Regions from separate parts of the Homo sapiens genome. Here region 2 is linked to region 1. Evidence: read pairs that join two places in POLR2A ChIA-PET (ENCODE). Cell type or tissue: OCI-LY7. All regions are shown on one strand. Links, peaks and the distances in the headings refer to the core of each region. The heading gives the core; the rest is flanking DNA. Region 1 overlaps CELSR1 (cadherin EGF LAG seven-pass G-type receptor 1). Region 2 overlaps TBC1D22A (TBC1 domain family member 22A).

What was found. ChIA-PET counts read pairs that join two places held together with the same protein. Peaks named below come from ENCODE experiments on the same cell type or tissue, not always from the same donor. Only the 100,000 strongest peaks of a DNase experiment are listed, where the experiment ranks them.
Region 2: POLR2A ChIA-PET joins it to region 1 with 20 read pairs; 1 of 35 experiments calls an interaction of 5 or more read pairs at or near these places.

The regions. Positions count from the first base shown.
Region 1 is chr22:46,418,546-46,423,923 of GRCh38, reverse strand. The region is part of intron 5 of CELSR1 (cadherin EGF LAG seven-pass G-type receptor 1); the gene reads left to right. Among named protein-coding and RNA genes, the nearest start is that of TRMU, 86 kb to the right of the region's middle. RefSeq lists a silencer at 2,601-2,650. In OCI-LY7, for the core only: no CTCF peak of the experiment used is centred there; a DNase peak (open chromatin) is centred at 2,443; H3K4me3 peaks cover 642 bases; H3K27ac peaks cover 471 bases.
Region 2 is chr22:46,767,140-46,772,517 of GRCh38, reverse strand. All of the region lies in intron 1 of TBC1D22A (TBC1 domain family member 22A), which reads right to left. Among named protein-coding and RNA genes, the nearest start is that of TBC1D22A, 7.2 kb to the right of the region's middle. RefSeq lists enhancers at 1,734-2,612, 3,152-3,361, 2,613-3,493, 3,612-3,661. In OCI-LY7, for the core only: no CTCF peak of the experiment used is centred there; DNase peaks (open chromatin) are centred at 1,577, 3,067 and 3,767; H3K4me3 peaks cover 2,825 bases; H3K27ac peaks cover 4,347 bases.

The sequences.
Region 1 (5,378 bases), core at 235-5,234:
GCTCACTGCAACCTCCGCCTCCTGAGTTCAAGCCATTCTCCTGCCCTCAGCCTCCCAAGTAGCTGGGATTACAGGTGCGCACCACCACCACGCCTGGCTAATTTTGGTATTTTTAGTAGAGATGGGATTTCACCATGTTGGCCAGGCTGGTCTCGAACTCCTGACCTCAGGTGATCCAACTGCCTCAGCCTCCCAAAGTGCTGGATTATAGGCGTGAGCCACCGCACCCGGCCCATACTTGTTAATAGTGCTCATCGGATAGCTTTTTCAAGGTCATAAACTGCCTAAAGCATGGAGTCTTTTTTTTTTTTTTTTTCTGAGACGAAGTTTCGCTCCTGTTGCCCAGGCTGGAGTGTAAAGGCGCGATCTCGGCTCACCGCAACCTCTGCCTCCCAGGTTCAAGCAATTCTCCTGCCTCAGCCTCCCGAGTAGGTGGGATTACAGGCCTGCACCACCACGCCCGGCTAATTTTGTATTTTTAGTAGAGACGGGGTTTCTCCATGTTGAGGCTGGTCTTGAACTCCTGACCTCAGGTGATCTGCCCCCCTCGGCCTCCCAAAGTGCTGGGATTACAGGCGTGAGCCACCGCGCCTGGCCAGCATGGAGTCTTGATCAGATATTTATTATTCCTGGTGATGCAGTGGTTTGGCTGCTGGTTCTTCTGGTCTATGCGATTCAGCCAGGGCTGTGTGAAGGCCTCACTCATATGACCTGGCCGTTAGCCATGGCAGCTGGGGCCTCTCATCTTCCAGCAGGCCACCCTGGCCGTTCACTTGGTGGCAGGGGGTTCCTAGCAGCCAGAGAGGGCGAGTCCCAGTGCACGGTGCTTTCCAGGCCTTATCTCGTGTCCTTGTGCCCTGATGTCCTGTTGCCCAGGTCATGTGGCCAAGCCCAGCCTCTAGGTAGAGACATGGACCATTGGTGGCAAGAGCCAGGAGGTGGCATTGCAGAGGCCAGACGTACAGTGCAGGAGGCATCATCGTGGCCCTTATAGCAAAGGTGGATACCAATGGGAAGAAGAATGCAAAGTGAGGTGGATTTCGTGTTCCTTTTATGCCCTTCTGTGCCTTCTTACATGCACTTGAGTTCTTTGTATTTAAAAAAACAATATAGCAGTTATCTGGGTCATGGGACTATGAGCCATTTTTTTTTTTTTTGAGATGGAGTCTCGCTCTGTCGCCCAGGCTGGAGTGCAGTGGCGTGATCTCAGCTCACTGCAAGCTCCACCTCCTGGGTTCACACCATTCTCCTGCCTCAGTCTCCTGAGTAGCTGGGACTACAGGCGCCCACCACCATGCCCGGCTAATTTTTATTTATTTATTTATTTATTTTTTATTATTATTATTTTTTTTTAGTAGAGACGGGGTTTCACCGTGTTGGCCAGGATGGTCTCAGTCACCTGACCTCGTGATCCGCCCCCCCTTGGCCTCCCAAAGTGCTGCGATTACAGGTGTGAGCCACTGCGCCCGGCCCTGGTTTTTTCTTTTAAATATTCTGTTTAAAAAAATCATTTGAGGGCCAGGCACGGTGGCTCACGCCTGTAATCCTAGCACTTTGGGAGGCCGAGGCAGGCAGATCACTTGAAGTCAGGAGTTCAAAACCAGCCTGGCCAACCTGGCAAAACCCCATCTCTACTAAAAATACAAAAAAATTAGCCGGGCGTGGTGGCAGGTGCCCATAATCTCAGCTACTCGGGAGGCTGAGGCAGGAGAATCTCTTGAACCTGGGAGGTAGAGGTTGCAGTGAGCCAAGACCGTGCCACTGCACTCTAGCCTGGGCGACAGAGTGAGACTCTGTCTCAAAAATAAAACAAAAAAAATAAACAAAAAGATAATTGGATATACAGAATATGTAAGATAAAGAAGCTAAACTTTTACAAAGTTAATTAAGCCTTGCAAAGTATGTAAAATCCTTATGATAAAGGAGGTGGCCATGCAGGCTGGTAATTTTGCCCTCAGGGCCTTGTTGGCTTTGATTCTGTCTCATAGGAAGTTCCGTGTTTAAGAGGAGGGGATGGGGATGCTCCCCAGGTGTTCCGTGGCTGCGTGAAAGGTCACGCCCTTCGTGAGCTTCCCTGGCTTCTCCAGCCCCAGCAGGTGTTCTGTCAAATCCACTAGTGGGGCCTCTGCTAAGGCAGTCTGCACGTGCTCCCATCAGTTGGTGAAGTCGGCGGCCACTGCCTTTACTTACCCTGCATCTCGGACTCAGGATGTTCCTGCCTCCTTGAGCCCAAGTGATGGGGGCATAGAAGCCGATAGAGGGGTCTTCAGGTGGCTAGCGAGCTCTGCCAGAAAGGTGGTGCAGGGCCCTGCTTGCAGGCGCTGTGGCAGGTGGGGGCTGCCCCGATGCTGCTATGTGATGTGACAGATAAGTCACTTGGTTTCCGTTCCCAAACACAGGCCTGGTCAGGTGGTAGAAAGTCACCTGCTATGGAAACGTGGTGATTCTCGGAGGCAAGCGCCGCCCCACCCTGGGCCTTTGTGTTACAGAACCCTGTTATGGAAAGTCGCCCCAGGGCTGGAGCAGCCCTCAGTTTCACGCCCGGCTGAGGTTGCTTCCTGTCTGGCATCATAGCCACTGTCCTCCAGCAGCCTCTGTCTCACCCCCATCCTTCCCACCCCACCCAACCCCTCACTGCTGGGGCTCTGAGATGCACTGTGCCACGGCTGCCTCCCTCCCCTCTCTGGGCTCCTGGCCTTTCCCGCCTCTACCCCCCCAGCACCTCGGCAGGGAGGGTGGTGGTGGCTGAAGTGTACTGGCTGATGTCCTGTCTTGTGCCAGGCTCATGTGTGTCCCCCACGTGATCCTCATGTTAGCTCCTGGAGGAGGAGGTGCTGTTGCTGTTTCACAGATGAGGAAACTGAAGCACAGAGTAGATGATGGGAGGGCCGGGTTTAGGCGGAGCCATGGACCCAGCATCTCTCACCCACCCGTGTATCCGCTGCTCTGGGACGTGCCATCCGAGGGCTGTCGCGTTTTCCTGCCGTGACCATCCCCGGCCCCCACCTTCTCCCTGTCTTATCCAGGCGCTTCCATGCTCTGTCCCCCAATTCAGCCCTCTCCCCACCTTCACCTTATCACACAGATACTGAGCATGTCACCCCTTAGTGGGATGCAGGCCAGGAGGGAGGGAGGCTGGTCAGAAAGGTCATCAGGGCAAGAAGAGGCAGGGGGACTAAGGAAGGGGGTCCCGCGGGCCCAGATCGAGGACAGAGAGGGGACTATTAGGTCTTTACAGGAGCAGGCCATGACTTTGTATGAGCATGTGTTAGTGTGCAAGACTGTGTGCAAGGTGAGTGTGTACAGGTGAGTATATTGTGCAAGCATGAGCACGAGTATGGGTGAGCATGTGTGCACACAAGTGTGTGCTAGTATATCTGTGTGTGCACATGCAAGTATGAATGATGTGAGTGGGTGTGTCCACGTGTGCACACGTGTGAGTGCATACGTGAGTGGGTGAGTGCACCTGGGTGAGTATGCATGTGTGTGGGTGTGTGCACGTGTGTGAAGAAGCACACGTGTAAATGTGTGGGTGAGTGCACATTTGAGTGGGTGAGCATGCACATGTGGGTAAATGTGCACATGAGTGCACGAGTGGGTGAGTGCATACGTGAGTGCACATGAGTGGCTGAGTGTGCATATATGAGTGCACGTGTGTGGGCGAGTGCATTTGAGTGTGGGTGAGCATATGTGGGTGTGAATGTGGGTATGTACGAGTGTGGGTAGGTGTGCACATGTGAGTATGAATGAGTGCACGTGTGGGTGAGGGCACATTTGAGTGGGTGAGTGTATATGTGAGTGTGAATGTGGATGAGTATGCACGAGTGTGGGTAGGTGTGCACATGTGAGTATGAGCGCACGTGTGGGTGAGTGCACATTTGAGTGTGAGTGTCGGTAAGTGCACGTGGGTTTTGAGTATGCACATGATTGTGGGTGAGTGTACATAAGGGTGAGTGCACGTGTGCGTGGGTGAGTGTGCATGAGTTTGGGTAAGTGTACGTGTGAGCGTATGAATAAATGCACATGAATGTGAGAAGGCACGTGTGGGAGTGCACATGTGGGTGTGAATGCGGGTATGCACGTGAGCGTGGGTAAATGTGCACGAGTATGAGTGCATGTGCATGGGTGAGGGCGCATTTGAGTGTGAGTGGTGAGTGTGCACGTGTGGGTTTGAGTATGCACGAGTGTGGGTGAGTGTACACACGTGAGTGTGAGTGGGCGAGTGTACACATTTTTGGTAAGCTTTTTTGCTTGCTCAGAAAAGTCATTTTCGAGGGAACTGTAGCCCACCTGCCATCCTTCCTGAAGTTTTCTCCTGTTTTTCCCGGGACACTCAGGCTACTGTGTTGTGGGGGCTGAGCTCAGAGGCCCCATCCCAGGCACTCTGTCCCGGTGCCCGTGTGGAGGAGGCAGGCCCCGGGAGGCTGCAGCTCGGAAGTGTGCGTTCCTCCTTGTCCCGCTTGTCAGGATTTCTCTAGCTGGGAGTAGCATTAGGATTGAGATGCCTCCCACCCATAGAGGAACATGAGTGAGCTTCTTGTTGAGTGCTTGAGGAGGGTCCCTCAGGTTGTACCAAGCAACTTTTTGCCTATAAAATCCCCAAGAGAAGGAACGTGTTGCTTTCCAAGAAGGCGCTGTATCTCACTGCATTTTGGCCCTTCATTTGTCATTGGCAAGAAGACCCCCCTCTGAGCAAATCCCCATATAATTCCCAGGCTCCCAAAACACCTGGGGGAGTAGCCTGGCCGCAGAGGTGACCTGGTCCCGATGGCTGAGCCCCAAAGGAGCAGGGCTGAGATGGCCCTGGCTTCCTCCCATGGAACTGGGGGCTTTGGTCCAGGGTCTGGCTCAGTGGGGGCTGGCACGGTGCCCTGCTGGATCATTTCCAGAACAAAATTAACTACCACGGGGATCATGGAGCTCTGTAGGAGGAGCTTATCTCCGTCCAGTGCTGAACACGCATGCCCAGGGGACTCCTGCCTCCGGACCCACGGTTCTTGTGTTTCCAAATGTACTGTATACGTCCATCAGGAAAGCACAGAGCTCCTCACTTTTGTCTTTGGCCAGAATCATCGGGGAAACGGGTTAGACCCCCTTGCCTGAGAAATAAAAGGCTTTGTGTGATTTCTTTAAGAATCTCTAGGTGACCGGTTGGTTCTGACCTTTGTTGAAAACTTTTCTAATGCTCCCACAATAAGCCTAATAGCACCGTGCATTACTTTCTTGGATAGTTGAATAAATGGAGGAAATGGCGGGCCAGTGCCCGAACTCCAAGCTGCAGGTGGCTTTGCGTCTTAGCTCCTGGAGAAGAGCCTGCGGGTTCAGCGGAGAGGCTAATTGCACGAGTTGCTTACTTGCTGCTTTTTTCTTTAAAGATG
Region 2 (5,378 bases), core at 280-5,279, 350 kb before region 1:
ATATATGTATATGTGTGTATACATATATATGTATATGTGTGTATACTATATATGTATATGTGTGTATACATATATATGTATATGTGTGTATACATATATATGTATATGTGTGTATACATATATATGTATATGTGTGTATACATATATATGTATATGTGTGTATACATATATATGTATATGTGTGTATACATATATATGTATATGTGTGTATACATATATATGTATATGTGTGTATACATATATATGTATATGTGTGTATACATATATATGTATATGTGTGTATACATATATATGTATATGTGTGTATACATATATATGTATATGTGTGTATACATATATATGTATATGTGTGTATACATATATATGTATATGTGTGTATACATATATATGTATATGTGTGTATACATATATATGTATATGTGTGTATACATATATATGTATATGTGTGTATACATATATATGTATATGTATATATACGATGGAATACTACTTAGCCATAAAAAGGAATGAATTACTGGCATTCGCAGAGACCTCGATGAGATTGGAGACAACAATTCTGGGTAAAGTAACTCAGGAATGGAAAACCAAACATCACCTGTTCTCACTCATAAGTGGGAGCTAACGGCTAGGCATGGTGGTTCACGCCTGTAATCTCAGCACTCTGGGAGGCCGAGGCGGGTGGATCACTTGAGGTCAGGAGTTCAAGACCAGCCTGGCCAACATGGTGAAACCCCATCTCTACTAAAAATACAAAAATTAGGCGGGCATGGTGGCATGTGCCTATAATCCCAGCCACTCGGGAGGCTGAGACAGGAGAATCACCTGAACCCGGGAGGCAGAGGTTGCAATGAGCTGAGATCGCGCCACTCCACTCCAGCCTGGGCAACAGAGCAAGACTCCATCTCAAAAAAAAAAAAAATAGTAAGTAGGACCTAAGCCATGAGGATGCAAAGTCATAAGAATGACACAATAGACTTCAGGGACTCAGAGGAAAAGGATGGGAAGCGGGTGAGGGATAAAAGACTGGGTTCAGTGTATACTGCTCGGGTGCACTGTTCAGTATACACTGTTCAGTGTATACTGCTCAGGTGCACCCAAATCTCACAAATCACCACTAAAGAACTTACTCATGTAACCAAACACCACCTGTTCCCCAGTAATCTATAGAAATAAAAAATTAAAAAGAAAAACAGAAAGAAAAACAGACAAGTGGTCTCCGAAGACTTGTTCTCCTCAATTCCATGAGGAATCCCATGGTTCCTCAAAAACACTTGGAGGCGATGGGGTACTTCCTCCTGCTCTTGTTACTTAAGAAACAAATAAATAAATAATCCAAAATTGTCAGGGATCAATCATTTTTGTCTTCATTTAAAATTAACCCAGAGTCCAGATTTACTCTATCAGACGAATATGTAAGAGAAAGGAAATATGATTCACATTCAATTTATTTTTCAAAGTGTTTCTGGACAAAGTAAGACATTTAATAACATGGAAAGTAACCGCTGAAAGGAACAAGAAAAGGAACTGCACCTACAGCAAAATCTCACCCACCAGCTCTTCCGCGGCCCCCGTCACAGGAAGGTCATCTCCACTCACAAACAAGAAGAGAAACCCAACTGGCGGGGAACACACAATCACTGCCGGAACAAGACTCCGGGGCTTCCCTCTGCATGGAAAACAGGACTGAGGGTTCTTACCCAATAAACAATCTCTTCAAAACATAAGCAAAAGGCAATACAGATTTATAAAAAACACAAGAAAGCAAGGCGGCCAGAAGCAGCAGCCAACATTCTGAGGAAAGAGGCAGGGCTCTATTTGGTTCCTAGGCCTGAGCAGGACATAGGACATAGGAAGAACCCTCCGAGCTGACTTCAGTCCCCTGGGTTTAAACACACTTTGTGGAGGTTACCCAGTGACCACCCCCAAGGCCGCTGACCAAGGTACTCCTGCCCACATCCAAGTGCAGGACTCTGCTGAGGGAGGTGCTGGGCCACCTGCCATTCCCTGTCAGACATCCCTCGGCACAGTCCCCAACTCTTCACAGCTGCTGTAACAAATTACCACAGCTTAAAACATGCATTCACTATCTCGAAGTTCTGAAGGTCAGAAATCCGGCATGGGTCTCATCACACTGAAGTCCAGGCGTCAGCCAGCTGTGCCCCTTCCGGGAGGCTCGAAGGGAGAACCCCTTTCCTGCTCACTCCGGTTGGCGGCAGAATTCAGCTCCTGGCGGATGCAGGAGCAAGGCCTTGCTCTCCTGTTAGCCATCTGCAGAAGGCCTTTCGCAGCTTCTAGAAGCCGCGCCACATTCCTGGTGGCTGCCTCCTCCATCTGCAAAGCCAGCCGCTGTGGGTGGAGTCCATCCCACACCATGTCTCTGACCACGTCCAAAAGCTCGTGAGGTTACACTGGGCCCACCAGGTAACAGGACAATTCCCCCATTTCAGGTCAGCTGATTAGCGACCTTAATTCCCCTCTGCCATGTAACAGAACATATTCACAGGGGTCAGGGATGAGGATGAGGACACCTTTAGGGGGCCAGTATTCTGCCTACCACACTCCCATCCCCTCAGGCCAGCACCCTGGAGATCACCTCGACCCCCAGCACCCCGCCCATCAGTGAATCCTGAGTGTGCCATGTGTACCCTGAACATGCCCGATCCTCTCCAACCCCACAGCATCTGGCCTCGGCCTCCTCAGAAGCCCACCAGTTTCCTCTCTCGCCCTCTCTTCAAGGATGACAAACAGTGTCACAGTATCACACCCCTCCCTGTTTAAAACCCTTCAACACTCTCTCATGGCTCTTAGGACCACAGCTCAGATCTTCACCATGGCCTTGGAAGCAGCTCCAGTGCCTGCTCACCACCCTCCATGCCCCTCCTCCCCAGTCAAGCGCTCCCCACTCCTATACACCCTCCCCTGACCTCAGCAGCCAGATCGGTTCCTGCTGTACAGCCAGGTCTCGGCGGAAGCGGGACCTGTGTAAGGAGGACATGAGCATTCCACCCAGTGAGGGCCTTGCTACTCTGCCAGGGTCCCGGGACTGCCACCTGCCCAGCACTGCAGTCTGTGCGCATGTGTTCACAGGGCAGGCGTCCAGCCGTGAAGAGCCACATGGCTTGCTCAGCACGCACCACAGCACCTGGCACAGGAGAGGAGCTCGTAAACGTTTTCCAAATGAATTCATTATCCCCAACAGTGCCTCTCCTTCGGCTGAGGACGGACTGTGGCCTATTCAGCCGACCGTCTGATTTGCTCACAGACATCTCGTGGCTCTGGCAATGTAAGCTGAAGGCTGTCAGAGCCACATCACTAAGAACCCTCTTGTGCTCCAGCTTTATCCCAGCACTCACATCCTTGCCATGCTCAATTTGGGCCTTTCTTGCTACCATAACACTTTCTTTTTTTTTTTTTTTTTTTTTTTGAGACAGAGTCTTGCCCTGTCGCCCAGGCTAGAGTGCAGTGACGCGATCTCAGCTCACTGCAACCTCCACCTCCCAGATTCAAATGATTCTCCTGCTTCAGCCTCCTGAGTAGCTGGGATTATAGATGCCTGCCACAATGTCCAGCTATTTTTTGTATTTTTAGTAGAGACGGGGTTTCACCATGTTGGTCAGGCTGGTCTCGAACTGCTGACCTCAGGTGATCCACCCGCCTGGGCCCCCCAAAGTGCTGAGATGACAGGCATGAGCCAGAGCGCCCAGCCACCACCATGCCACTTTCAAACGTCATACTCCACATACCCCAGCTGCCTGCATACCCTCTGTCAGCAGACCACACCCTGCCAGGCGGAGCTGAGCTAAAATAGCAAACATCAGACCCACACTGAAAGACTGCCTGTGTTCTCAAGCCCAGTGTGCTGTGATTTTGTCTTGGCATTTTTAAAGTGAAGTGTGGCGAGAATTCCAACTGCAACTGCGGAAAGCAACAGCCCTTCGGGAGCCAAGAGAGTCAGCGGCCCGGGAAAGAACCAGCCCAGACAGTCAGAGACTGAACCTTCAGATTCTATTTTTTTTTTTTTTTTTTTTTTTTTGAGACAGAGTCTCGCTCTGTTGCCCAGGCTGCGGGGCGGTGGCGCGACCTTGGCTCACTGCAACCTCTGCCTCCTGTGTTCAAGCGACTCTCCTGCCTCAGCCTCCCAAGCAGCTGGGATTACAGGCGCCTGCCACCACGCCTGGCTAACTTTTGTATTTTTAGTAGAGACGGGGTTTCACCATGTTGGCCAGGCTGGTCTCAAACTCCTGACCTCAAGTGATCCACCCACCTCAGCCTCCCAAAGTGCTGGGATTACCGGCGTGAGCCACCGCGCCCGGCCAAACCTTCGGATTCTTATCACTTACCATTTCTTGCCACCACCACAGCTTCCACTCAGGTGCAAGCCGCCACCACCAGTGACCACTGGACGCTGCGGCACCCTGGCCTCCTGGTCTCCCTGCTTCTGCCCTTGCCCCGACTCCCAACGCCTCCAATCTGTCTTCAGTACAGCAGCCAAAGATATCCCATTAAACCTAATGCAGACCATGCCACTTCTCTGCTCAAAGCCCTCCAAAGGTTCCCCATTCAGCCAGAATCAAAGAACAGTCCATGTCTTCACTGTGGTCATGAGGCCCTACCCCACCACCTTTCATGACGCACCCCACGACTCTCCCCTTCTCTCGGCCAGACCCACCCTGGCCCCAGCTCCTCTCCTCAAGCACGCCAGCATCGCTCTGGGAGTCCTCTGCACCTGCTCACTCCTCTGCCAGGACCGCTCTTCCCCAGCCTCCTGGTTGGCCTGTTCCCTCACCTCGTGCAAATCTTTCCTCAAATGTCACCTCAGTGAAGGGCTCCTTCTCACCACCACACCTGCCACTAAGCCACCTAGTCCTCTTTCCCAGCATTGTTTTGATAGCAGCTGTCACCTTCCAACAGTTAACTCCATTTAACTGAGCTATGTTATTTATACCCGGCTCTCCCACTGCACTGTAAGCTCTGGGAGAGCAGAGATCTAGGTCTATTTTGTTCACTAATATTATCTCCAGCACCTGGGGCTGTTCCTAACACATACTATGGGTTGAATACATATTTGCTGGATCAGCAAATCATCAAATTCTCAAAACTGGTCCAAGAAGCCCATTCTTTTCTCCTCAAAGAGAATCGTGCTAAGCCAAAGATATCTCCCCATTTGCCATAGCTACTTAAACCAAACTCAACCGCTTTGTGCTACAGATACAGACACTGATGGCCCCAGAGGTAACTTGGTGAAGACCACTACCGGAAAAAGAAAGTTAAAATCTGGACCACCAACTCCTAGTCCTCTGACTAGGAGGGTCTATCTACCACACCACACATCCTGGCTCATCCAGAAACAAAGTTTCTAGGAAAGCGTCAGCCACATA